Linked DNA regions of Homo sapiens: all the other regions are linked to region 2. The links are chromatin loops, found by intact Hi-C in ENCODE. Cell type or tissue: A673. All regions are shown on one strand. Links, peaks and the distances in the headings refer to the core of each region. The heading gives the core; the rest is flanking DNA. Region 1 has its middle 7.3 kb from the start of IPO5. Region 2 has its middle 97 kb from the start of IPO5. Region 3 overlaps DOCK9 (dedicator of cytokinesis 9). Region 4 overlaps IPO5 (importin 5).

Evidence for each region. A loop is a pair of places that touch in the nucleus more often than their neighbours do. Peaks named below come from ENCODE experiments on the same cell type or tissue, not always from the same donor. Only the 100,000 strongest peaks of a DNase experiment are listed, where the experiment ranks them.
Region 1: it touches region 2 in a loop (8-fold over the local background); 2 of 110 quality-filtered maps call a loop at or near these places.
Region 3: a loop joins it to region 2, with 8 times the contacts of the local background. A loop is called at or near these places in 23 of 110 quality-filtered maps.
Region 4: it touches region 2 in a loop (6-fold over the local background); 5 of 110 quality-filtered maps call a loop at or near these places.

Annotation. Positions count from the first base shown.
Region 1 is chr13:97,942,541-97,950,112 of GRCh38, forward strand. No RefSeq gene overlaps it. Among named protein-coding and RNA genes, the nearest start is that of IPO5, 7.3 kb to the right of the region's middle. In A673, for the core only: no CTCF peak of the experiment used is centred there; DNase peaks (open chromatin) are centred at 2,991, 3,601 and 4,781; H3K27ac peaks cover 4,790 bases.
Region 2 is chr13:97,852,216-97,860,201 of GRCh38, forward strand. No RefSeq gene overlaps it. Among named protein-coding and RNA genes, the nearest start is that of IPO5, 97 kb to the right of the region's middle. RefSeq lists enhancers at 4,262-4,331, 4,362-4,481, 4,502-4,601. In A673, for the core only: a CTCF peak has its summit at 3,459 (motif pointing right); DNase peaks (open chromatin) are centred at 3,506 and 3,926; H3K27ac peaks cover 2,942 bases.
Region 3 is chr13:98,837,643-98,842,642 of GRCh38, forward strand. All of the region lies in intron 38 of DOCK9 (dedicator of cytokinesis 9), which reads right to left. Among named protein-coding and RNA genes, the nearest start is that of DOCK9-AS1, 8.1 kb to the left of the region's middle. In A673, for the core only: a CTCF peak has its summit at 2,652 (motif pointing right); a DNase peak (open chromatin) is centred at 2,669.
Region 4 is chr13:98,018,605-98,026,590 of GRCh38, forward strand. IPO5 (importin 5) reads left to right here. Exons shown (of 29, transcript NM_002271.6): 26 at 1-100; 27 at 977-1,205; 28 at 2,388-2,529; 29 at 3,132-5,692. The coding sequence ends at 3,218. Among named protein-coding and RNA genes, the nearest start is that of IPO5, 69 kb to the left of the region's middle. In A673, for the core only: no CTCF peak of the experiment used is centred there; a DNase peak (open chromatin) is centred at 3,767; H3K27ac peaks cover 2,166 bases.

The DNA.
Region 1 (7,572 bases), core at 2,573-7,572, 91 kb after region 2:
CTCTGCCTCCTAGGTTCACACCATTCTCCTGCCTCAGCCTCCCAAGTAGCTGGGACTACAGGCGCCTGCCACCACGCCCAGCTAACTTTTTGTATTTTTAGTAGAGACGGGGTTTCACCGTGTTAGCCAGGATGGTCTCGATCTCCTGACCTCGTGATCCACCTGCCTCAGCCTCCCAAACCGCTGGGATTACAGGTGTGAGCCACTGTGCCCGGCCTATTGTTCTTGATTTTAAGCAGGCCTATCTCTAACTCCAATTACACAGTAATTGGCATGATCCCATTGTTACCTATGCAATGCATCCTATTTGAAGATAACTCAATAGCTTACAAGAGAGGAAAAGCAAACATCATTAACCACATTGCGTGGCTATAAGAAATGAGGTTGATTTTCCTGAGGGATGGTAATCTGACTCTGGACAGATTCCAAATTCCAAACAGGGGAATTTCCGTGCTCTTTTGAGCAAAGGTGGTACCCCTGGAAAATCATACAGTCTCCCTGCTTGGAAGACCATCTCTCCTTTAAGTGTGTCAACTTTTGCGACTATTGTTCAGTTTCCTAAGTTTCATGATGTCATTGATCTCATGAATACCATGAGATATTTGTTATTGCCTAAGATGCTTTAAATTAGCTTTATGGTTCTCAGAAATCACTAGACCCACACAAAAAAATTCTGTCTGGACTGCAAATTTTCAATGTCCTATTTACATTGAGCAGTTTAACCTCTTCCATTAGCAGGCAATAAATGTCATCAGTTTTTAATGAGTAAATACCAGATGCATGGCATTGTTACAGGCATTAAGGTGTAACAACGGAGAGATCTGACATGGTCCCTTGACCTCTGGTTCTACTCAGAAACATAAGACACCAGACATGGATGAAGCTGGAAACCATCTTTCTCAGCAAACTAACACAAGAACAGAAAACCAAGCACTGCATGTTCTCACTCATAAGTGGGAGCTGAACAATGAGAACACATGGACTCAGGGAGGGGAACATCACACACTGGGGCCTGTCGGGGGGTGGGGGGCTAGGGAAGGGATAGCATTAGGAGAAATACCTAATGTAGATGATGGGTTGATGGGTGAAGCAAACCACCACGGCACGTGTATACCTATGTAACAAAACTGCACGTTCTGCACATGTACCCCAGAAATTAAAGTATAATTTTAAAAAAAAGCAACATAAGACACCTTAACAATGAGAACAATATAGATGTGAGGGAAGTGGCAACTAGAAAAATGCTTAACAATTTTTATAATTAACATAGGCTTTTACAAAGCCAAATTTGGAAGAAAAATACTTTTTATTAATTTTTAATGTTATTGTAAGCTTTGTTCACATTAACCATGATTTCATTGAGCTTTTATTTTTATATTTCTTTACATTTTACTATGCCATATTCATTAAGTTTTTTGTTTTGTTTTGTTTCTGAGACAGAGTCTTGCTCTGTCGCCCAGGCTGAAGTGCACTGGTGTCATCTCCACTCATCGCAACTTCTGCCTCTCAGGCTCAAGCAATTCTTGTGCCTCAGCCACCTGAGTAGCCAGGATTACAGGTTGTCCCACCACACCTGGCTAATTGCGGTATTTTTAGTAGAGACAAAGTTTCGCCACGTTGGCCAGGCTGGTCTCGAACTCCTGGCCTCAAGTGATTTGCCCACCTCAGCCTCCATAAGTGCTGGGATTACAGGCGTGAGCCACTGCACCCAGCCTATATTCATTAAGTTTTAAGAGGAGATGATAAAACCAAAATGAAATGAATTTTAAAAATAGGTATCATAAATTTTCTTTCAAGGAAAGAATTGTTTCAATAACAGCACTTTTGTTGTGAATCATATATAAAATATTGTTATAATATGTGCATTACAGTAATATTTACTTGTTTAATCATTCAGTGAAAACACTGCTTAGAGAGAGGTAGGCAGATTATATGATGCCCATTTTATAGAAAAGAAAATGTACTCAAGAGGTCATGTGACTCTCCCAAATCTTACCATGAGTCATAAAAGCAGAGATTAAGTTTCCTGACTCTCAGGCCTTTGCTGTGCCCACTTCATGCTGTGTTCACTGATTTTAAAACTCGACTCCCTCAGTCTGTTTCCAGCTTCTTTTCATAGCTGATTACAGTTTTGCCTTCCACGGCTCAGAAAAGTGTTTTCATTTGTACATGTTCATGCTTTCTCAAAGGATGCCGACATTCATCACAGGACTTCAGACCTGCAAGGGGTCTTTGAGATCTAGTCCACCAGTCTCATTTTATAGGCGAAGAATCTGAGGCCCAGAATGGTTAAGAAGCTCCAAGAGAGGTAGAAAGGCAAATAATGGCATAAAAATGAATCCTATAAGAAAAGGTTAAAGGCACTGAAATCGTTTCCTCCAAATGGCTAATATAATAATGGCCTTTGAGTATTAGATTTATGATTCAAGACAAGGAAGTTTTTTACTCTTCTCTGTCTCTACCAAAAACAAAACAAGTGTTTATTAGAGTGAGCAAAAAGAAAAATACTAAATATGGGAAAGAATTTTCTGGCAAGACACAGTGGCTCATGCCTGTAATCCCAGCACTTCGGGAGGCCAAGACGTGAGGATCACTTGAGTCCAGGAGTTCAAGACCACCTGGGCAACATAGGGAGACTGTTTCTACAAAAAAAAAAAAAAAAAGTTAAAATTAGCCAGATATGGTGGCTCATACCTGCAGTCTCAGATACTTGGGAGGCTGAGGTGAGGGGATCACTCAAACCCGGGGGGTCAAGACTGCAGTGAGCAGTGATCACACCACTGCACTCCAGCCTGGGTGACAGAGCAAGATCCTGTCTCAAAAAAACAAAAAGTAAAAAAAAGAATTTTCTGGCAGCCAGGAAGAAACCTAGAGAGTTTTCTTTTTCATTCTTTCTTTCTTCTTGAGATATAATTCACATACCATACAGCTCACTCATTTCAAGGACACTTCATGGTTTTTAGCATATGCATAACTGTGCAACCTTAAGTATAATCCATTTTAGAACACTTTTATCCATTAAAAAAACACACCCTTTAGCTATCATTCTCCTGCCCCACCCCCAGCTCCACTGGCCCTAAGCAACCATTTAGTCAACTTTGTCTTTATAGATTTGCCTATTCTAGTTCATATAAATTAAATCATATAATATGTAATCTTTTGTGACTGCCTTCTTTCCCTTAGTGTACTGTTTTTAAAGTTCATCCAATGTTGCCGCATATATGAGTATTTCATATTTCTTTCTATTGCTAAATAATATTCCATTGTATGCATGTACCACATTTTATTTATCCATTCCTCAGTTGATGGACATTTGGGTTGCTTGCACTTTTTTTCTCTTTAGAAACAGGGTCTCACTCTGTTGCCCATGCTGGATTGCGGTGGTGCAATCATAGCTCACTGCAACCTTGACCTCCCATGCTCAAGTGATCCTCCCACCTCAGCCCCCCAAGTAGCTGGGACTACAAGTTCCCTTTTCTCTTGGGTATATGCTAAAGAGCAGAATTGCTGGGTCAAATGGAACTCTGTTTAACTTTTCAAGAAACTGCCAGACTATTTTCCAAATCAGCTGCACCACTTCACATTCCCGCCAGTAGTGTAAGAGGATTCCAATTTCTCCACATACCCACCAACATTATTATTATGACTTTTTGATTATAGCCATTTTCGTTTGTATGAAGTGGTATCTCACTGTGGTTTTGATTTGCATTTCCCTGATGACTAATGTTGGGCATCTTTTTTTTCCCCCCCGAGACAGTCCTGCTCTGTCACCCAGGCTGGAGTGCAGTGACACAATCTCAGCTCACTGCAACCTCCAACCTCCACCTCCCGGGTTCAAATGATTCTCCTACCTCAGCCTCCTGTGTATGGGCATCTTTTTATGGGCTTATTAGCTATTTGTATATCGTCTTTGGAGAAATGTCTATTCAGATCTTTTGCCCATGAAAAATTTCTTTTTAAAAGGTTAGGCCAGGTGCAGTGGCTCATGCCTGTAATCCCAGCAATTTGGGAGACTGAGGCTGGTGGATCACCTGAGGTCTGGAGTTTGAGACCAGCCTGACCAACACGGAGAAACCCCGTCTCTACTAAAAATACAAAATTAGCCGGGCATGGTGGGGTGGCACCTGTAAGCCCAGCTACTCGGGAGGCTGCGGCAGGAGAATCACTTGAACCTGGGAGGCGGAGGTTGTGGTGAGCCAAGATCATGCCATTGCACTCCAGCCTGGGCAACTAGAGTGAAACTCTGTCTCAAAGAAAGAAAGAGAGAGAGAGAGGAGGAGAAAGAAAGGAAGGAAGGAAGGAAAGGAAGGGAGGGAGGGAGGGATGGAGGGAGGGAGGGAGGGAGGGAGGAAGGAAGGAAGGAAGGAAGGAAGGAAGGAAGGAAGGAAGGAAGGAAGGAAGGAAAGAGAAGGTTAAGTGCAGATTAGACTCTTATTCTCTGGGTTGCTTCATATCTAATCCTCTCTTAGATAAATTATGTAAGTCCTAATTGTATCAATTAGAGTTCTTCTGGCCCTTTCTAGTTCAATAAATCTATAGTTTAAAAGAATTTTCATATCTGAAGTTTGATTTTTGTAGAATACAAGCTGAAGACAAAATGCTACAAAATGTCCCCTCTCCCACAGAGATGAATTTTTGAGTTGAGAGTCTGTGGAGATGCATTTCAGGAAGATCCTTTGTTTCAGGGGCAAGTCCTACAGAACAGAACAGGCTTTCAATATTGGTGCAAAACCTGGCACAGATCAGGGCCAGTGGGCCAAGGGGCTTCATTTCCTCTGGCATTTTAGAATGATTGCCTGAAAAAAAATAAACCTTGCTTTTGTCTGAATTACAACATGATGGGCTGATTCATCTTCAACCCCCACTGAAAGGGTGTAGCTGAGTTGCTTCACCAAATATATGATGTAGCATGAAAATATGCGTCCCAGGAAAGGCAGTTCGGCAGGGTCTCCGTATAAGAATGCTCAGCCTTGGTGGAAATGCCAACACTTGGCTTCCAGGCCTTTCCCTTCCTCTCTAAATGAGTTGCTTCATTTATATGTGAACACTTTAATTTTTCTTTTCTTTTTTTTTTTTTTTTTTTTGAGACAGGGTCTCTCTATAGCCCAGGCTGGAGTGCAGTGGAGCGACCTTGGTTTACTGCAACCTCCACCTCCCAGGCTCAAGTGATTCTCCTGCCCTAGCCTCCCCAGTAGCTGGGATTACAGGCGCACAACACCACGACAGGCTAATTTTTGAATTTTTACTAGAAACAGGGTTTCGTCATGTTGGCCAGGCTGGTCTCAAACTCCTGGCCTCAAGTGATCCACCTGCTTTGGCCTCCCAAAGTGCTGGGATTATAGGCGCAGGCGTGAGCCACCGTGCCCAGCTAAAAATATTTTTTCAGTTGGATTTTTTCTTTTTTCTTTTTCTTCCCCCAAGACATGGTCCCTCTCCATTGTCCAGGCTAGAATGCAGTGGGGTAATCACAGCTCACTGCAGCCTCAGCCTCCTGGACTCAAGCGATCCTCCTACCTCAGCCTCCCAAGTAGCTGGGACTACAGGTGTGTGCCACCACGCCTGGCTAATTTTTTTATTTTTTGTAGAGGCAGGATATTGCTATGTTGCCCAGGCTGATCTCAAACTCCTGGGCTCAGGCAATCCTCCTACCTTGGCATCCCAAAGTGCTGGCATGAGTCACCATGCCTGGCCCTAAGTTGTATTTTTAAAGCCTGCAGGCTCAACATTCAAAAAACTAAGACTAATGATATTGAAAGGGAAATAAGTATGTACCTGTTTGTATGTGGATAGATGTGGTGTTAGGTTTAGGAGTTAGAGTAAAAAGTTATGACTACTTCAGGGGCACCTAAAGGCACCACAGTTAATCACTCGAACACAATATAAGCTCATTGAATATTTTAAGAAATAAGGACAAACATTTTTCTTCCTTTCTCTTCCTTTTTTTTTTTTTTTTTTTTTTTTTTTGACAGAGTCTTGCCGTGTCACCCAGGCTGGAGTGCAATGGTGCGATCTCGGCTCACTGCAACCTCCGCCTCCCGGGTTCAAGCAATTCTCCTGCCTCAGCCTCTCAAGTAGCTGGGATTACAGGCACCCGCCACAACGCGCGGCTAATTATTTGTATCTTTAGTAGAGATGGGGTTTCACCATGTAGGCCAGGCTGGTCTCGAACTCCTGACCTCGTGATCCACCCACCTCAGCCTCCCAAAGTGCTGGGATTACAAGCGTGAGTCACTGCTCCCGGCCCCATTTCTCTTCTTTTAAACAAAAAACAATGTACATTATTATCCATCACTAACACGGATACCACTGCCCTTAATAGTATAATGGAATTAAAAGAAATGTCCTAGGCCCAGCCTGGTGGCTCACACCTGTAATCCCAGCACTTTGGGAGGCCAAGGTGGGTGGACCACCTGAGGTCAGGAGTTCGAGACCAGCCTGACCAACGTGGTGAAACCCCGTCTCTACTAAAAATACAAATATTAGCCAGGCGTGGTGGCGGGTGCCTGTAATCCCAGCTAGTGGGGAGGCTGAGGCAGAAGAATCACTTGAAACTGAAAGGCAGAGGCTGCAGTGAGCCAAGATCATGCCACTCCACTCCAGCCTGGATGACAGAGTGAGACTCTAAAAAAAAAAAGAAAGCAAGAAAGAAACCTAAAATAATGTTAACTGAAGGACAACGTATCAACATATCTAAATGATCATCAGAGGGTGGACATTTTAGAAAAAGAAAAAAAAAACAGACAATGGGGTTTGCTGATTATCCAAGATTCTCACAGCCCATCTATGGCTACATGAAGTGAAATGAATAAAAGGCAAATAAGGCCACTCATATGGTTTGGCTGTGTCCCCACCCAAATCTCATCTTGAATTGTAACTCCCACAATTCCCATGTGTCATGGGAGGAACCTGGTAGGAGGTAATTGAATCATGGGGGCAGGTCTTTCCTGTGCTTTCTCATGATAGTGAATCAGTCTCATGAGATCTGATGGTTTTAAAAAAGTTTCCTGGTCGGGCGCTGTGACTCACGCCTGCAATCCCAGCACTTTGGGAGGCCAAGGCAGGGGGATCACCAAATCAGGAATTCAAGACCAGCCTGGCCAACATGGTGAAACCCTGTCTCTACTAAAAATACAAAAATTAGGCCACGTGCGGTGGCTCACATCTGTAATCCCAGCACTTTGGGAGGCCAAGGCAGGTGGATCACCAAATCAGGAGTTCAAGACCAGCCTGGCCAACATGGTGAAACCCCGTCTCTACTAAAAATACAAAAATGAGTCCAGGCGTGGTGGCTCACGCCTGTAATCCCAGCACTTTGGGAGGCCAAGGCAGGTGGATCACCAAAGGTCAGGAATTCGAGATCAGCTGGCTAACATGGTGAAACCCCATCTCTACTAAATATACAAAATAGCTGGGCATAGTGGCACACACCTGTAATCCCAGCTACTCAGGAGGCTGAGGCAGGAGAATCGCTTGAACCCGGGAGGTGGAGGTTGCAGTGAGCCAGGATCGCATCGCTGCACTCCAGCCTGGGTGACAGAGTGAGACTCAGTCTCCAAAAAAAAAAAAAAAAAA
Region 2 (7,986 bases), core at 1,506-6,505:
GCTCATGGTAGAAGGCACAGTGGAGGCAAGCGTCTTACCTGACAAGAGCAGGACCAAGACAGCGGGGAAGGTGTTATGTACTTTGAAAAACCAGATCTCGTGATAATTTACTGCCTCACTGTCATGAGAACAGCACTGGGGGGATGGTGCTAAACCATGAGAAACTGCCCCTGTGCCTCCAAAGCACTGAGCACCAGCAAATATTTAATGCTTAACAGACTGCCTGACTCATACTTGAATACTTGAAGAATCAAAGATGCATGGATGGATGGATGGGTGGGTGAAGGGGTAGATGAGTGGGTGGGTAGATGGGTGAATGGGTGGGTGTATGGATGGATGGATGGATGGATAGATGGTTGGTTGTGTGGATGGTTAGATGATTGGATGGAAAAATGGGTGGTTGGATGGATGGTTAGATTAATGGCTGGGTAGATGGAAGGATCAATAAATGCGTGGAAGTGTGGATGGGTGGATGGGTGGATGGATGGATGGATGGATGGATAGATGGATGGATGGATAGATGGTTGGGTACATGGATGGTTAGATGGTTGGATGGAAAAATGGGTGGATGGATAGATGGTTAGATGAATGGTTGGGTGGATGGGAGGATCGATTAATGAGTGGATGAATGGGTGGGTGGATAGATGGATGAGTGGATGGGATGCATAGATGGGTGGGTAGGTGGATACATGGTTTGATGGAAAAATGGGTGGGTGGGTGGGTAGATGAATGGATAGATGGGTGGGTAGATTGTTGGATGGATGCATAGGTGAATGGACGTGAGGGTAGGTAAGTAGATGGATGGGTGGATGGATGGATGGATGGATGGATGGACTGGTGGGTGGATGAGTGGGTGGATGGGTGAATGGGTGGAAAAATGAATGGGCAGTATAGTAGCCATTCAGAGACTGCTAAAGTGCTGGAAAGTTGACACAGAGCTACGTAACAGTCTTATTTGATATTTACTAATAATACAGTTCCATGGAGAAAAACATCAGCTTATTTGACTTAAATATGACATGTATTTGCAAATCTCATGAAGAGAAACTCACACTGCTTTTCAAAAAATGGTCCTGCCCTGCAGTGGTGCTGACATCAAGCAGTGTCCCAGAGAGGGGAGGAAGCAGACACTGGCCAGAGATCCATTATAAGGGCTCTTGGCTCATTAACTTTCTACTTCCATCAGTGGCCTTGTCACCTCAGTTAACCTTCTTTCCATCTCATTTCACTCCCCCTTCTCCCAGAAATCCATGATACTTCCATTTTCTCTTCCATTAGGGCACAATTAGGAAGGTGCTTGGCATGTAAGGAAGGCCCAATAGATATTTGGCAGTGTTTATTAATGAATCCCACTGTTCTTCTGACACATCTATCCCCTCTAGTCCTTCACCCACGCAGCTACCAAAAATATCAAAACAGCATGAGATGTCATATTTTAATGTGTAACACAAATGAAATGTGGCCTGCTTGCTACTGATTTAAGGTCTAGCTTAGTCCTGTGACTCATTGCAAGTCAAACAACAAAAATCCTTGAAGAGTAAATAGCAAAATTTCCTAAAAATTTCCATTAGACTCTCTCTCCCTAAAGACCCTAATCGTTGCTTTCTTTCTCCAAAAACAAGACAAGGGTGGGGCTTTCTGAACTGGCTCCGGACACCCTCCCTCCTGCTCATCCAGACTTTTCTCTCCTCTTGCTCACTTCCTGCCATTTCACATGCAATCGAATTTCAACTTCCCAAATATATTGTGAGTTCCCCAGATCTTCTCACTCCTTTTCCATGATCAGTGCAATTAAGACATAGAAATCAGAAGGTCGACATGTGAAAAAAAATGCTCAACACCATTAATTGTCAGGAAAATGCAAGTTAAAACCACAATGAGGTATTACCCCACACCTGTCAGTATGGCTGTTATAAAAAAAAAAAATGATAACAGGTGTTGGCAAGGATGTAGAGAAGAGGGAACCCTTGTACATTATTGGTGGGAACATAAATAGGTAAAGCCAGTACGGAAAACAATATGGAGGTTCCTCAAAAATTAAAAATAGAACTAGCATATGATCCAGCAGTCCCACTACTGGCTATATATACAAAAGATATGAAATCAGCATGTCAAAGAGTTATCTACATGCCTGTGTTTACTGCAGCATTACTCACAATAGCCAAAATAGGAAATCAACCTAAGTGTCCAGCAACAGATGAGTGGATAAAGAAAATATGGTGTAAATACACAATGGAATACTATTCAGCCACTAAAAAAAGGAAACCTTGTGTTTGCAACAACATGGATGAGCCTAGAGGACATAATATAATGTTAAATGAAATAAGCCAGGCACAGAAAGACAAACACCACATGATCTCACTTACATGTGGAGTGTTAAATGTCAAATCATATAGAAACAGAGAGTAAAATGGTGGCTACAGGGAAAGAGGAAGTAGAAACGGGAAGATGTTGGTTAAAGAGTATCAAGCTTTGGTTAGACCACAGGAATAAATTCTGGAGAGCTATTTTACAGCCTGGTGACTATAGTTAACAAATGTTAATAATAGCAATGTATGCTTGAAAATTGTGGCCCAGGTGCAGTGGCTCATATCTGTAATCCCAGCACTTTGGGAGGCCGAGGCAGGTGGATCACCTGAGGTCAGGAGTTCGAGACCATCCTGGCCAACATGGTGAAACCCCATCTCCACTAAAAATAGGAAAACTAGCCAGGAATGGTGGCAGGCACCTGTAGTCCCAGCTACTCGGGAGGCTGAGGCAGGAGAATTGTTTGAACCTGGGAGGCGGAGGTTGCAGTGAACCAAGATCGCGCCACTGCCCTCCAGCCTGGATGACAGAGGAGACTCCATCTCAAAAAAAAAAAAAAAAAGGCTAAAAGATTAGCTCTTAAATGCTCTCAACACAAAAGCGTGATAAGAATGTGAGGAGATGGATACGTTAATTAGTTTGATTTAGTCATTTCACAATGTATACCTATATCAAAACATTGAATGTTATACCATAAACATATACAATTTTCACTTGTCAATTATACCTTAATAAATCTGGAAAAAATTAAAATTTAGAAAAGAATATCTCACAATTATAATATTCTTTTAGATATGCTTTTCTGGAATCATTTCCTTTGTATGTTACGGATTAATGTATAATATATGAACATTACAGCAAGGTAATTCAATCTTTGCCTTCCGATCTTTGTGCTGTTGTTATCAATAATTTTATTTCCACATATGTTAGACATGGTTACTATCTTTGCTTTAATCAGTCAAATATATTTTAATAAAAGTTTAAGATGAGAAATAAAAACTAAAATAAAATAGAAGCCAGGGAAAGTCTTGGAATAATTGTTTTTAGTATCTGTCACATGTGATTTGTTGCAGTTAGATTTCATCAAAATGCATTGGCTTTATTTGGAGAAGGCCATGGCAATGTTGGAGCCCAAGCAGCATAGATAATGTGCGTATATTTGGCACTAGGGGGCGATATAGCATTGCTTTCAGCCCTTCACTGTCAGCGCACACGCAAAATAAATGAATTCCCGCTAAGGAAAATCATTCCCAACTTTTCTTCTGCATCTCAAGTCATTGGCTCTTACGTCACTTGGCAAAGCACTCTGAACAGCAGGCCTCGAAGGTCCATTCTTTAAGTTACTGATTTATCGATTTTGTTTGCTGGTGTTTTCACTTAATCCTTGGTTTGCTTTCACTGAGCTCTGAGAGTTTTTTTAAATTGGTCAGTCTTGCTAGAATTCCAAACATACAAACAAAAAAAAACTCTACTGTTTACAGTAATCTACCATGGATCTAGTGGTTGTCTGGATTCTGGCACAGGGACTGGCTCTGGGGGGCAGCTGAATTCTGATGGAAGAAAGCACTAATGCTAATGTGGAAGGCCTGCGCTTGGCTGAGTCCCAAAGGAAGCAATTCCAGGCCCTGACCCCAGGCTGGGCCCCTGTTTCTCGGTCACAAGGGAGGCCAGCTAAGACTTGTGCAACCCGGCTCGAAGGATGTCGAAGCACCCTCAATTTCATATGCAAATGAGAGCCAGTCCAAAAAAGGATTGCAGGGTTTCCCAGAAGGTCCAGCTCCTTGGAGGATTATGAAGCCGCCAGCTGATTTCACATTCCACCTGATTTACAGCATTAACTGCAGATTTTTTTTTAAATATCTAATACGATATGATGCCTACGTGTATCAAGATGGCTCTAAGGAGCTTTAATTTGCATTGGGTTTTTTGGTTTTGCTCAGTCATAGCATGTTCTAGGAGCTACTTGTATCAATATCAAGAGGGTAAGTCCCACCAGCACTCTCAGGAGGAGGCCTTCCTGTAGGTATTCAGGCCCTTGGAAGAAGGGCTGTTGGCCCTAGAATTTACCAAAGGGGCAGAACTCAGGCCCTCTGTATTCTGACGGTGAAGTTTGTGGTTCCCCAAGGAGGAGGAAGAGATGACACAGGTGCTCCCCAGGTGTCTCTTGCCTCCTGGAATGGCCGCCAGAAGAAGTGAAACAGCTGAGCTATGAAAGCTGTAAACTCAGGAGCACAAGGAGGGCAGGGGCTGGGTCCTCCCTCAGAGAACCACAGTAATGAGCACAGAACTCAGTCTGCACCAGGTCAGCATCTCTGTCAGATGGTGCTGGACCAGGCGTCCTCCCTACCAGGGCCACCACTTGGGATGTTGGACGTGAGGCTCACAGAAGCAAGTAGGAGCTGAGATCTTGCCCAGATTTCCTGTGCCACACAAAGAGTCCACAGGGCTGTGCATGCCCAGACGGGCATTCCTCCCTAACTTCTGGAAAGTCCCTGGGGGACTTAGAGGTGGCTCTGACATTGACACGGTGTGGCAAGGAGGAGCTGTGGCAACGGCGAACTGATTAAACTTTGGCTTCACCACCCAACTCCCTACCACCTCCCACCTTAGACACTATAACCCTCAAGTTTTTAAACAACTGGGGGAGCAGGTAGCCCTAAGAAGGAGATACCAGCCTTTCTGCTAGTCAAGAATGACTTCGGAGCTGGGTGTGGTGGTGTGGCCTGTAACCCCAGCCACTTGTGAGGCTAAGGCAGGAAGATTGCTCAAGCCTGGGCATTCGAGGCCAACCTGGGCAACATAGACAGACCTCGCCTCTAAAAAAAATTTTAATAATGATCTTGGGTTAGTTTTCATTTTTTAAGAGATGATGAGACCACGTGTGTGCTGCAAGTTTGTGAAATAACGCATCAATAGCGCTCAGAGTAACACTCAGACGGCAAAGAACTTATCATAATGCCTTTTTTAATGCCAAAATGAGTCTTAGAGAGATTAAGTGACTGTTGCACAGATAATAAATGAAAGAAATGTGAGTACCCAGTTTCTCTCCCCAGTACTCTAATTGATAGATTTTGGAGCAATAGTCCTGCTTTAATAATTAATTCATATTGCTGCATGGATGAGCTATGGGATATTATAGCCAATTCTACCATAAAATATATCATTAAAAAATTTTTTGCAAACTAATTCTTAATTTGGCTAGCTGAGACCTTGGACTAATTCCTGGAACCAAACCCTCTCATTTCTACATCTGCATGGTGACAGGATTGACAGGCGATTTCCAAGGGCCCTTTCAACTGCAGAATTCCCATAGTCTGAGCAAAAATAAGCATTGACTATACAACAGAAATTAAAATAGCTTTACAACAACACTGCCAGGAATTATTCTCCAGATCGTGCAGATGAGAAAACCAAGGCTTTGAGAGATGAAGCCTCTTGGACAGGATCACTCAGCTGGTCAGTAGAGAGGCAGGATCATGAGCATGTGGCTGCGAAGCCCACACTCCATTGACACCCTACATGACCTGCATCAAACAAAATACTCTTCCCTTGGTTTCCCCGCCAATGTTACACACTATGATTCGGTCCGACATACTCTGGGAGAACTCACCACCAGTAGGAGTATGTTCAAACATGGTCACTCAAGGAATGGGGAGTTTGGTGGGGAATTGAGAGTACAGACGATGTGTACAGTGAGAGGCATTATTTGACCAGCAGGCCTGGAAGGAGGAAGGGCTGCCATGGAATCAGGGGATTCAGTCCCCTGGAAGGTTCTGAAAGGCAGCTCAGAGCAGAGGCAGTAAACTAGTGGCCTGCAAGCCATATGTGGCCACAGCTGTGTTTTTGGTGAGCAAAGCACATTTTTAAATTGAATGAGTTGCCAACATTTTTAGATTTTTTTTTTAATCCAGATTTGTAACCCAGGCGGTGCTGGAACTTAACAACAATAAGCTGGAGTAGAGGAGCCCCATCCCCCTGGAGCTCTGCATCTCTAAAGTCACCATCCTGTCTAGTTTTATTAATTTAAGTTAGCTGCCTCTTCAACCACTCCCCATAGGCAGTTGAGGTTAAGACCCTTGTTCTGGAGGCATTGAATTGGCGGGGAAGAGAGCAGCTGTAGCAAGTGGCGGGGGGTGGGGGGTAAATGTCAGAAAGGACCAAAGGATGCTGCTGAAGACAACTTCCCATAATTCAAAATTTTGCAAATGAAGACTGGCCAGATTCTGTGCAATTAAGAACCTGGCCCAGTCCAGGGAAGGGCGCCAGCCTGGCGTAAAGAAGTTTTGAACGTGATCCCGATGCGAGTGCTCACAGCAATGAGAATTAGCTCCAGAACCTCCCCTTCCGCTTCACCTGCTCATAGGTTGTTCTGCTCTCTGATATCCTATTCCCAATCCTTGCTTAATGTGTAGATTCTATCCTGCCCCATTCCTCCAACAAGACTCTCTAAAGTCCCAGTCTTGGGACTCATTCTTGGGTTCTAGCGTTCACTTCTTTTGTCTTGGAGTCTGGTGCCCTGGTTGTGTAAGTCACAGTACTGTGTCACTTTTAAAATTTCTCTGGATTGCAAATAGTTTGTTGGGTAAAGATTGTTGTCTGTCTCATTATTGCATTCTGAGGGGGAAGGGGGAATATCCCCTGAGGATTCAGAACCAACACTTGGACCTTACTCAAGCCCAATTATATATATGTATACGCGTATATGTGTGTATATATATGTTAGAGTATATATATACATATATAAACACACCTGTATACTCTAGATACCTTTAATCCAAGAAATTCAACAAATTAATAGAAAAGCTAGCCCCAATCTTATGATACCTCTGAGGCTCCAGGAAGAAGTATACATAAAACCTTTCCAAAGAGCATATCCCCCAACAAGACCGCACTGCAGTCCTAGATGTAAAATCCCACTGGAAAATCAGCTCTCAATTCAAGATTATAAAATTCACAAGAAAAAAAATGCACCAAGAACAAAAGTCTGCATATACAACAAATATCAAGATTAGATCCTCTAAAGTTTCATTTAACAGAGCCATCTGAGTATAAATAAATATGTTTAAGATTAATTTTAAAAATAGAATTAAAAAATTAAACACATAGATAAACATTCTGAAAAAAGAGCAAGTATATTTTAAGGGGGTCAAATAGAACTTTTAAATTTGTGAAAAAAGATTGTCATTGAAATAAAAAATTCAATTGATGGATTAAGCCACAAATTTGAGGTAGCTGAGTAGAAACCCAGTGAACATGAAGGAAGAGCTGAGGAATTTACACAGCATGAAGCACAGAGAATTAAAAGACAGAAAATACGAAAGAGAAGTTAAGCGATATGGAGGATAGGAAAGAAGGTCCAACATGCTTCTAATGAAAGTTCTAGCTGGAATGCATACAATGGAATACTATACTGCAATAAGAATGAACAAATTACAATACATACAGCATGGATGAATTTCACGAACATAATGTGGAGTGAAAGAGAATTAGAGTATGGCTTCATTTTTACACATTTGAAAAGCGGGTCACACTAATCTATGGTGAAAGAAGTGAAGATAGTGTTTACCCTTGATAAGAGGCAGACAGTGACCCAAAGGGGGCCTAAGGAGGCTTTGGGGGTGCTGGGGCTGTTCTGTTCCTGGGTCTTGGTGCTGGTTAAACAGGGATTTCTGTTTGTGA
Region 3 (5,000 bases), core at 1-5,000, 980 kb after region 2:
TGGTTCAGAAGGCAAGGCTGGCAGGATGCGGTAGGCACAGTCAACTTTTGATTATTCAGAAGGCCCACTTTGGGACCTTGTCTCTGTGTTTGCCTTTTTTTTGGGGTGGGGGGCGGGGTGGGAGGGGGAAGGAAGGGAGAAAGTAGTAATAATGTTTCAATACAATTATAACTTTTTTCCCACTCTGAAAGGGCAATAACCACAGCAAACATTTATTATGCACTTGCTGTGTACCAGCCACGATTCTATGAACTTTACACATATTCTCTCATTTAATCCCTCAACAGCCCTGTGAAGTATGAAGATTGTTGAACCCTTGGTGGAGATAAGGAAATGAAGGCACAGAAAGGCTAAACTTGTCTAAAGTCATACAGGTAGTAAACAGTGGAGACAGGACTTGGACCAAGACAGGCATTGATCGATTCTGCTATCCAGCAGGAGTGCTGGCAGAGGCTAAGATTTCCAAAGCTTCCCATGTAGACGGAGGCAGCAGCACAACGCAGGTTAAGAAAATGAGCCTGAGATCAGGCTGCTGGTCACTGAGTCCCACTCTGCCACTCACCAGCTGTGTGGCCTTGGCAAGTTATTTGGCCCCTTTATAACCTCAGCTGCCTCATCTGTAGAATGGGGATAATACAGTATCTACCTCAAAGGGTTGTGGTAAGGATTAAATTTGTTAATATTTGTGAAGCTCTTGGAACAGTGCCTGGCACACATTGAGCGCTATGGAGGTGTTAAGTCAATAACTTCAGGAGCTATGTTATCAGCAAGCTCGTGAATGATAATCAAGAGTTGACTGCGCTGTGCATAGTATTCTACTTGCTTTAAGAAAAAGCATAAAAGCCAACATGTCTGAAAGAAATGTTTAGAAAAAGAAAAGGACTTGAAGAATCTGTCATTTAAACTTAGCTTAGTCACACCTAATTTAAATACAAACGGATATCTTCTATATGTGGCAAAATCAGTTTAGTACTGATATAAATGCAATTTGACATACAAGTTGAGATTAAATTATGAAATGGTATGCATTAGCAGAAATACATATAGGGATGCAAAGATGTTACAGTATTGATCTAGATTACAAAGAAAGATGGCAATATAATAAAACACCATGTAATGTCTTTCTCCAAGGAGCAAAATTAAAGCGACGCCTCATTACTTAAGTAATTTTCCTAATACTCCAGAGAGGAGGACATTTTGTACATAGATCAAGAAAATGAAGTACAGAAAACCTAGGGAATGTTCTTGAGACCAGTAATGGGAAAAAAACAGAATCTACACTCCAAATTCCTTATCCAGGTCACTGTATCATAGTACATATTATTGGGAGAAAATCAAGTAACTAGCATGACATCATTCTGACTCAAATGTCAGAATTATAGAGTGGTTTTTAAAAGGCTACAGAAGAGCTTTAAAAGCTACAGAAGTGCTTTTTAAAATATGATAGAAATGCTGTTGTGTGCTTTTATCCAATGCTGCTTTGCTTTTACAAAGGTGGTGCTGAGATCCTGTTGTGGATCACATCACTTCCACTCTGCAGCACAGCCAACGTCTCTCCAAATTTAGTGAGGATCTGTAACACATCTCGCACCATGCTAGTTCTATTTCATTTTTTGCTTTTGGGGTACGAAATCTCCCAGAGAAAATAAAGGTGGATATGTTGGGGTACTAATGTTACTTGTACTGCCATGATGGTAATCCAAGGCATGACTTTATTCAGCGAGGTTGTTTGGTAAGATACAGAGACAATGAAAGAGGAAAACAAACAGGTCGATGATGACTGTTAAAGTGATCACATACTGTGGTAAGAGGGCACACACAAGAAATACAACACCTGTTATCAGACCAACCAAAATGATCATACAGGTCCAAGGGATCCTTTCCTGAGGGCTGCCATTTGCCCCGAATGAGTTTTTGTCTGGGTTCAATTTTAACAAGGAACTGGCTTTATTTTAATTCCTTTCTCTGCAAAGAACTGTCCTTTTCTTGGTCTAGATCACCAACAGGTGAAGTGCATCTAGGTGATGATTACCAATGAGATGGCCTGAAGAACTCCCATAGAATTTAACTACTCCTGGCTGAAAGCCTGCAACAATTAAAAATTAGAATTTGGCCATGTGCTGTTTTAAAACATACCATCAATGGACTATGCTAATTAAGTTATTATATAATTATGTATACACATATGGAAACATGGTACTGGGAAATGTTATTACACCATCTACTCTCCTTTAGAGTCAGATTCATACAGACATCGGTACGCTTGCCTGAGTCATACAGGAATCTAAAAGAAATGGTCCTTTTAGCCACATATTGTTATGCTTTGCTTTTCCTCCAACTGTTTCATCTAAAAAATCAGCAGGATTCCTGAGCTAGAGCTATTTTTTTAAATCCCTAAAAATAATTGGCAGCATAGAGAGGCTGAACCAGTCACAGAGACTGAGACTGTCTCAAGGCCTGGAACAGAGCTGTGCAGGAGGAGGACTTGAATCAACAATCACCATGGTATAGACCAACACAGGAAAATGAAGCTGAGCTAGTAAATCCAAGAAGAGGCAGAGAAATTATTTAAACTAAGGGTTGGCAATGTTTTGAAAGCTGATTAAGCAGCTTTTGACCCGGGCAAGTAAGGAGTGCGGTGTGAAGCACACTGATTTCCACTAGGGGGCCGTGGTGCCTGGGGCCCTGCACTGATTCGCTCCAGCCAGGCTCTTCAGGGACAGAGCTGCAGGACTTCTGCAGGGACGTGCTATCTCTGACACACATGCCCCGGGATGCTTTACGGTCCTTCGGATTCACTGCTCAAATTTATACAATTTTCATTCTGTTGTCATTCTGACAAGACTTATTCTAAAGCCCCCAAATCTTTCAAATACTCTGGGGCCACAGATGAAATTTGTCTACACTGAATTAACCTAACCCTGTTCTACAAACTCACGTTACCTGCATAGTTCAAATGAATAATGCTGACACATCGGCGAACCTCCTCCCTCCCCACCACCATGACATCAGAGGTAATGTGGTGGGCAGGACAGAAGCCTGAGGCCACATGCCTTTTCTGAATACCAGAGGACATTTGGGATAGAAGAGTAGGTCAGAGACGTATTCCTATAGGGGGCACTTCCATGTTGATAGCCACCTTCACTCTTTATGCAACCAAAATTCTTGTTCGTATTTTGACTTTTTTCCCCTCTAGCCCATAACATGAATCCAGAAACACAGTAAGTCTTATGAGAAAATATAAATACCAAATAACAAGGAATTTTCTTGCTGAAAGAACTCTCCAAATGTAGAAGACCTAGTCTCCTAGATACCTATTAACTCATGGCATATGGTTTTATTGAGTTCAAACATTTTTGCAAAATATCAAACTGATCAATATCTACACAATCTATTATTCATTTCCATCCAATTTTTATTGCTAAAGAGGTTTTCCTCACAGACTGGCAAAGAGTAGAGAATAGAATAAATAGTGATACCCCAAGGTAAAATTTATATCATTTGATATCTGCCCTTTGATCCACAGACAAAAAAAACAAATATGCTCAGAATGCCTTGTGGAGACACGGGCTGTAATCTAAGAGTTTATGCTTCAGGAGGTAGGCGTCATACCATCAGCTTTCTCTTCCCTGTGTCTTTTTTAAACCTAATGTTGAGTTGCATCTGAAAGTGGGACCTCATATGAAGTAAAGGCCCCAAGTGAAAATACTTGGTTTAAACATACCACACATCTTAAAATCCTCTGTAAGGATATTACAAATGACTGACTTTAAACATACACTGTATCAGACCTGCTCACCTCTGAGACCCCATCAATTGCAAGAAATACCAATCAATGACAGACTACCATATCCAGTGTAATGTGTAAGATATACCCAACTTTGGAAATACTAGAAAGTGTGCAAAAATGTGCCTCAGAATCAAGGAAACATATCTCAGAATCAAGGAAATAAGTGTCTTGTTTATGAACAAAATTTTTTTTTTTTTTTTTTTTTTGGAGACGAAGTCTCGCTTTGTCACCCAGGCTGGAGTGCAGCGGCATGATCTCGGCTCACTGTAACCTCCACCTCCTGGGTTCAAGCAATTCTCCTGCCTCAACCTCCTGAGTAGCTGGGATTACAGGCATGCACCACCATGCCCAGATTTTTCTGCATTATTATTATTATTATTATTTGTTTTTAGTAGAGACGGGGTTTCACCATGTTGTCCAGGCTGGTTTCGAACTCCTGACTTCAAGTGATCTGCCTGTCTCAGCCTCCCAAAGTGCTGAGATTACAGGCATGAGCCACCATGCCTGGCCACAAACATTTATTTACTATTTTGAGTATATGTTTAAAGCATCCAAGCACATTTTATCCAATTTTAAAGATATATTATCCATGCTTTAAAACTTTTGGAAAATATTTTAACTCAGAGATGTCTACATTCTCTGTATTTTTCATATTAATTCAATATGATGTACAGTAAAGGAATTTAATGATCACCTATATTCATTTTCCTGCTTGTGCTTTAGGTAACAAAGACATTTCGGAGTTAAATGGGGCCTGACAAGCCACGCCATCCAACTCCTCATGGCATGCTTAAGTGACCTGGACAATACCCCAGCTGGGCCTCCTCCAGTCTGTTTGCACAGCTCCAGCTGCAGGTGTCCACATGAACTTCACAGGCAGCTCAGCACATGCCACTCAAGGCCAGTTCAGTTAGAAAATACTTTCTGATTCTGATCTGAAATATTATCTGCAACTTGACCCAGTAATCTTTAACTGCCTTTTAGATCAAATTATATGAAATCCAGATTTTCTTTTCATGCTGCTACCTCTTGGCTGGTGTTCCCTGCATTATACCAGTGGAAAATATGAATTATGCAAATGAACTTGATGTATTCCTAGAACAACACGACATCAAAGTAAACATAGTGTTATTTTATATATATTTTGCAAATGCACCACTTATTTTCAAACACATTTCACTAAGTTTTCACCTCATAATGTGGTTTATAG
Region 4 (7,986 bases), core at 1,134-6,133, 170 kb after region 2:
TATGTATGTGACAACAGCCCAGAAGTCAGGCAAGCAGCTGCATATGGCCTGGGAGTCATGGCACAGTACGGTGGAGATAATTATCGCCCTTTTTGTACAGGTACGTTTGCTTATTCCGTTACGTGCATTTCATTCCAGACATCCTGTGAATCCCTACTTTACTCTCTTTACCACACTCCCAAACATTATTTGCCTATTTCTGCTGTAGTCTGTTTTCAGACATCTCATCTGTAGCATTTAGGATTTTAGATGATAAAAAGATGATTTATTCTCATAGAAATAGAATCAAAGACATCCCCTGCCCCCAGCCTTCCAGGGTGCATTTCTCTTTGCGTTTTGGCAATATACAACAGCCTTAGAATAGGACTTTTTTTTTTTTCTTTAATTGAGGCCCAGGCTGGAGTGCAGTGGCATGATCTCGGCTCACTGCAACCTCCGCCTCCCGGGTTCGAGCAATTCTGCTTCAGCCTCCTGAGTAGCTGGGACTACAGGCGCATGCCACCACGCCTGGCTAATTTTTTCTATTTTTAGTAGAGATGGGGTTTCACCATGTTAGCCAGGATGGTCTCGATCTCCTGACCTCGTGATCGGCCCACCTCAGCCTCCCAAAGTGCTGAGATTACAGGCGTGAGCCACCACACCTGGCAGAATAGGACTTTTAAAACTTACTGGGGAATATAGTTAGGCAGCTTTTAAAGTTTAAGGACCCTCGGGTGATGTGATGAGTACTGTAAATCTGGAGGCCACTAATCTCTCTGGGTCTCTAAGTTAGTAGAGGGCTAGTGCTCCTGTCCATGCTGGGGCAGTCCCCCCTCTGTTGCCATTCTGTAATGACATAGCCAAGAAGACAACACTTCCCATACACTTTAACATTTCTTTACCATAATCAATATCTGAACCAAATACAAAAATACATATATTCATTTGCATGAAAATGTGAGGTTTTAGCTGAACTTCTTTCAAATGCTTATTTTAGAAGCACTTCCCCTGCTGGTAAGAGTTATTCAGTCTGCGGATTCTAAGACCAAAGAAAATGTCAATGCTACAGAGAACTGCATCTCAGCAGTAGGGAAAATCATGAAGTTCAAGCCTGACTGTGTAAACGTTGAAGAGGTCCTTCCACACTGGTTGTCTTGGCTTCCACTACATGAAGATAAAGAAGAAGCTGTTCAGACTTTCAATTATCTGTGTGACCTGATTGAAAGGTAGGAAAGCAGACTGTGACCTTATTTCCTTCTCCTCCACAGTGCTTCCTGGTTTTTCTTGCCTAACATCAGTCTTTTAAGGTTTAACCACATGATCTCTGCACAGTCCTCAGTTGTATAGGTTTATAATAGTGCTGTCTTTATAAATCATATTAAGAAACCATATCACAGTTAACATTGCCCTTATAATAAGGTCTAATTTTGAGTTATTCTTTATGAAATTAGATTCAACAGATGAGGCACTTTAATTATTTATTTCTTTGTTTTTAAATTTTTTTGGTAGCGACAAGGTCTTAACTGTTTTGCACAGGCAGGTCGCAAACTCTTGGCCTCAAGAGATCCTCCCACCTCAGCCTCCCAAAGTGCTGGGATTACAGGCATGAGCCACCAAACCCAGCCTAAGGGAATGTTGTTTAGTGTCTGTTTTCTAAGTCCAAGTTCCCCCCAAATATCAGTCAGATCTAAGCTCTGTCGCTATTATTATTTTTAGGTTATGAATAAATTCAAGGGCTACAACCACTGCCACTATTGTAGCAATAGGCCAACAGGTATATTCTCCATACTTGTTTAAGTTCAGGTTCACATAAGAAATGGGTTTGAGTCTTCCACTGACCATATCATTAAGGAATGTAACAGCCATCCTGCAGACTACATACTCCTGACCTGCTCCTACATCTGAAATGACCAGGTCTTAATCATGCTATTTGATCATCTTCCTTGGAAACGACTACTCTGAAATTCTCTTAGTGACAAAGACTAGAATTCTTAAATTCGCTATCAGGTTTTTTCCCATTAAACTTGCCTGAGTTTATTTCCCAGTTTATTCTTGAAATGTTTATATAATTTTTTTGAACTTCAGAGTTATTTTAGAAGCTATTTTGTAGTAGCAAAATAAAACTTGTGTTAAACTTATTTTTAATAATACAAAACATTTTTTTTAACACATCACAAATTATTTATAAGGTATTTAGAGCATTCTGTTGTTTGGCCCTTAAAACAATCCTGAGAGATGAGCCCAGTATTTTTTTTTTCTAATTTATGTAGAAAGAAACTAAAGAGTTCATATATAAGATTGGCTGGTTTTCTTCCTACTGAATTTAAAAGGCCATTGATTTTAGTGAACACATAATCATATTTCTCCTTATAAATTTCACTTACTAAGGTTTTCTTCTCATTTGTCAGTAATCATCCAATTGTTCTTGGCCCAAACAATACCAATCTGCCCAAAATATTTAGTATAATTGCGGAAGGAGAAATGCACGAGGCAATTAAACATGAAGATCCTTGTGCCAAACGTCTGGCCAATGTCGTTCGCCAAGTACAGGTAAGCTGATTTGGTTGAATTGGGGAGGGGGAGATAAAACCTTTTTTTCTTTGTAGTCCTCTATGAGAAGAAACTAGAAATCTAATGAGCTAAGGAATTTTATTTTTATATTTTCATAGTCTCTTGTCTCCAAGCCTCAAATGGATTATACTTAATGTAATCCATCCGTATGTACTTATTATTTATTAGAATTAAAACCTTCATCTTAGGACATTTTGAGCTTACCAGTTGGTGCTTAACACAAGCTTATGTGTAGTTTTTCTGCCTATCTTAAGAAAAAAAAACAAGATTTAATAATAACTTGTCATCTGCCAAAAAACTTTATATGATTTTTACTTCCTATATTCATGTGGTATATGGGTTACTTTAAGATGTTACCTGCTTAGTGTAGCTTTTTCAGTGCAAAAATGAAGAAAACTTACTGGAAATGAAATGAACTTTAAAAAAATGAACAGATTTCTTGCTTTTACAATGATACTCATCAAAATAATGTACCTAGGGAGAAGGTATTTTGCCATGATTACAGTTTACCTATGATGATGATTAAAATCCTTCCAAATGAGCATTTCGTCCTAAGTCTGTGAAAATGTTTCTTTCCCTAGACTTCTGGAGGACTGTGGACTGAGTGCATAGCACAGCTCAGTCCTGAGCAGCAGGCCGCCATTCAGGAGCTCCTGAACTCTGCGTGAAGGGCCTTAATGTCACCCACCAGAAAACTAACTCCAAATAAACGCTTACCCTTTCCTTTAGGTTTCTTTGTTTTGTTTTTGAGCAAAAGAGATCGGTAGTGTTGTGTGTAGGCCATTCTTCTGGAGAGCCACAAGCAGGAAGAGCAGCGCTGTGTTGCAGAATGGAGTTTCCATGGATTTCTACCAGACCACTGAAGGAGTTCCTGGAAGCCCTGCGGTAGCTAGCACTGAAGACTATTTTTCTATTGGTATAACCCGCCCACCTGAAGGGGAAAGGGAAATCAAATTAATTTTTCTCGTTAGACATAAGGAAATTTAAGGAAAAACAGCTTTAAGAACAGTTACTCAGCGTAGATGTGTGTTCACACAAATTGCTCTGCATTCAGTGTTCATTGTGAATTGGGAGTGTGAGTCTTTCTGTAGGGTAGAAAGAAGCCTCCTACCCAGCAAACCAGTAGACCCAAAAGTTGAAAAAAACTGATGACAGACAACAAGCATGAAGATGGCATATTTGATGTCACTTTGGTTCTTTTTCCCAGAAGGCTTATACAGTGACTCAGTCGGGAAGCTTTCCAGCTTCCAGCCCTTGAATGTGAAGTGTCATTGGCATGTCTGGCAGTAGTCTCTCATTCACTCCTCAATAAACAACATTGAATACAAAAGAGGCTTGTGTAAAAACTCAGTACTGTCTGGCTTGGATTCATTTCATGTTTTTAATATAAGAATGATCTAATATTTTTTTAAAGTAATAGCTATCAGTAATAGCTGAGTGTTTTTTCCCCTAATATTTTCCTTGTGCAATTCAGACTTAAGCATCGAGTTTTTACCATCTTCCACTTTAAGCTAAGTTATGATACCTATTCCATTCACAATTGGTGTTCTTTTTAAGGTTTGCAAATTTCAGCCAATTTTGTAGCTAAGATTGTTCTGATCAGCTCAAAAAGATTTGGCTTAGTGTTTTCATTGCAAATTATAATTGCTGTAGAGCCACACACAACTTTTGAACTTTTAATTATAAGTGTTATGGCTAAAGTTATTTACTGAAAATTTCAGTAAAATGTGTGAATGTTTCTTTATGTATTAACCTCATAGCAGTAAATGACTTGCTGTTGTTTAATTTTTCTAAGGCATCTTAATAGACTTCTGTTGAAAACTTCAGTGTTAACATTTTTATAGTTTGTACTAAATTTAACCGTGATATAAAAATGAATTTTATGCATAGATCAGAATTTTAAATTAAAGGTTTTTTCTTTAAATGATTTGTATTACTTTATTAAAACTAAATCTGAAATGGAATAGAAAATAGAATGGATTACATACAGATGGTTTCCTTGTTAGCAGATGCCCTTCAAATATATTTTACGTTTGCAGCACAACACCATTGCCCGGAGGCTTCCGAATCTAGCAAAGCAGCATATTAAATGACTCCACCTGCGCAGTCCTTGTGTTCAGTGGATGAATACCTGTGGGCTCTTGTAATGTGTGGTAATATTTGGAGCTTTATAGCCTGTATTCCTTGGGAGAAAAAAATGGGAATTGGAGTAAAAAGTGTGTCAAGACAACCCCTTTCTGCTTTCTTATGTAGCATCTGCAAAGCCGATTCATGTACTGATGCCAATCAGCTAGAGCAATGTAGGCTTTTTTTAATTTAAATTATTACTACACTTTATTACTACACTTGCAGAAAAGAAACATGTTAAAATCATGGCACACCTGCAGAATTTCAGATGACAGTGTGGTCAGAAGATGTTTTTTGGGAGAACCTAGTGTTTGCTGGGCACTATGCTAAGCACTTTGGGAGCAAGAACCTCCTACCTTCCAGTTTAAACACTAGTGGTATTGTCAGATGCCGTTAGTATCTGAGATGTACTTACAGCAGGGTTCTAAGAGCTCTGAAAGAAGCGCTCTGTTAGATGCAGACTGGCAGCATCCTCCTTGATAAAAGCAGAAAAGCAAAGAGGTAATTGGAGTTGAATCAAGTTAATAGGGAAGGTTGGTAGTAAATGCTGTTAGTGTGACATGATTCTGAAACCCAGAGCTCAGAACTAACTGTGAGATGTACCATGAACTAACAATTCTTTGAAAGGACCTGCAGAAGCATTTTTAATACCTCATTCTGTCTATGCAAGATGAAAATCCATGGAGTTTTTTCTTGGCTTTTGTACCAAATTTAGGGGTCTTGCATGTCAGCAAGTGATATATATTGTTTATAAATGCAAGCTATTTCTGGAGGGGAAAAATGTGTGTGGCTCTTACGTTTTCTGGGAATTTTGTAACAAGTTACACGCACAAGTGTTAGAAACTTTGGCATAACTCAATTTGGAGTATTTTTTAAATGCTGTATCTTTAAAGAAAAGTAAAATTGTCTTAAATCTAATTGACACTTCTGTAATGAGAGGCAACCTTATAACTCTGGAGTTGTAGTTTGACAGAACCATCAGTAAAGACATAAGCAAATAAATGGTCTTGGTGCACCTGGTCTGATAATAAATAAGGGGGGTGCTTACTTACAGTCTTGCAAGCATTATATTTTTATGATCTAATCTTTTGAGTGAGTGCCTGTTTAAGCAACGTGAAAGGCTAAGGAGCTAGCTAAATGTTTTAATAACTGCTTCATTCTGCCTAGGAGGATTGTTGGGTCAGTTTTCTCTGCTGCACAGAAATCACTTTGCAGGTCGGGCGCGGTGGCTCACGCCTGTAATCCCAGCACTTTGGGAGGCCAAGGCAGGCGGATCACCTGAGGTCAGGAGTTGGAGACCAGCCTGGCCAACATGGTGAAACCACATCTCTACTAAAAATACAAAAAGTAGCCAGGTGTGGTGGCAGGCACCTGTAATCATAGCTACTCCAGAGGCCGAGGCAGGAGAATCACTTGAACCTGGGAGGCAGAGGTTGCAGTGAGCCGAGATTGTGCCATTGCACTCCAGCCTGGGCAACTGGGTGAGACTCCATCTCAAATAAAAATAAAAAAAAAAAAACGAAATCACTTTGCTTCTCTTAACCTTCTTTGCCACAAAAGATTAACAGCCAAAACCTGCCATGTTTGCTATTCCTAAGCAGATTTTCTTTCTCGGCCCTAAAAGTATGAGTACCACTATTAGAAGAAGAAAGTGAATGATCCACAATGTATGCACATCACACTTGGGAGGAAGCATGAATATTTATTTCCAGCACTTGGAACTTCTGAATGGTGGTGCTGAGGAGCAGGGGTTAATTCTAACAACATCCTGCCCTAGACTTAAACCCTTTTTTCCCCACACAGCTGTAACCCTTACAGTGTATGCCAGACAACATTTGGGCTGATTATTTCTATGTATTTATTATATTTGGATGAATACAAACATTTTAAAGATAAATTATAGCTATATTATTCACTTCTCAATGAATCCAAAAGTGGTACAATATAATTTTTTGTAAAACATTACAAAAAATTTTTTCTAAATTCCACTAAGGCAGCAGAGTATAATTATGAAATCTGTTCTTTCATGATTCAGGAGCTTTCATTGTGTATTTCCTTTTGATTGATCTATCATTTCTGTCCTCTTGACTAGCATTCAGATTGTAATGGAAACCAGAATAGTGCCACTTGATATGAATCAGAAATTAGTTCCCCTATTTCCCCTAAAAGTTTTGTAACAGATGGGTAGAAAATGTAAGAGTTTGGATCAGCCCGACAACTTGCTCCTGTGATCCTAAGGTGCACCATAAAAGACCATGGTGCTGTATGGTTAAGACCAGAGGTTGGCAAATGTGTTCTCTAAGTTCGAGATAGTAAATATTTTAGCACTCGTCACCGAACAAGTATGTGTTTGCAAGTTATAGGGTCTCACAAACTGCTTAGCCGTTGCAGTGCGAAAGCAGTCATGGACCATAGTAAACAAACGGGTTTGGCTGTATCCCAGTGAAACTTGACAAAAGAGGCTAGCCATAGCTGCTGACCTCTGAATCAAATCACTGTGTCAGTTAAAAAATCCCAGTCTACCATGTACTCAGCTTACCTAACCTCTGTATGCCTTAGTTTCCTTCTCTGTAAAATGGGAACAATAATAGTACATACCTTATAGAGGGTTCAGATGGATTTAGAAGCCAGGCACATTAAGCATTAGCTATCAGAATTACACCTAAATTCTATTAATACTTACAGATAATTTAAGCAAACTTTTTTTTTTTTTTTTTTTTTGAGATGGAGTCTCCCTCTGTCACCAGGCTGGAGTGCAGTGGCGCGATCTCGGATCACTGCAACCTCTGCCTCCCAGGTTCAAGTGAGATGCCTCCCAGGTTCAAGTGATTCTCGTGCCACAGCTTCCCGAGTAGCTGGGACTACAGGTGTGAGCCACCATGCCCAGCTAATGTTTGTATTTTTAGTAGAGACAGGGTTTCACCATGTTGGTGAGGATGGTCTCTTGACCTCGTGATCTGCCTGCCTCGGCCTCCCAAAGTGATGGGATTACAGGTGTGAGCCACGGTGCCCAGCTGCAAACTTTTTTTTTTTTTCAAGTTCTCTAATCAGCCTTGGCATTAGGAGGAAGCCTAGAAAGTTGTGGAAAATATTGGGAAACTTTGCAAAGTCAGTGAAGTTGTGCCATAAACGTGGTGTATGTGGACTATTTTACTTTCTTGACACTGTGATTCTGGTGTTTGAAGATGCCTGATCTGCATAAGACATGGCCCTAAATGCACCCATTGCCTCATCTGGAGCTCCACCCTAAAAAGCAGCAGTCTGTCCCTGTTTGGAGAAGACATTCAGTTTGCTGCAAGAGCTGGTTTG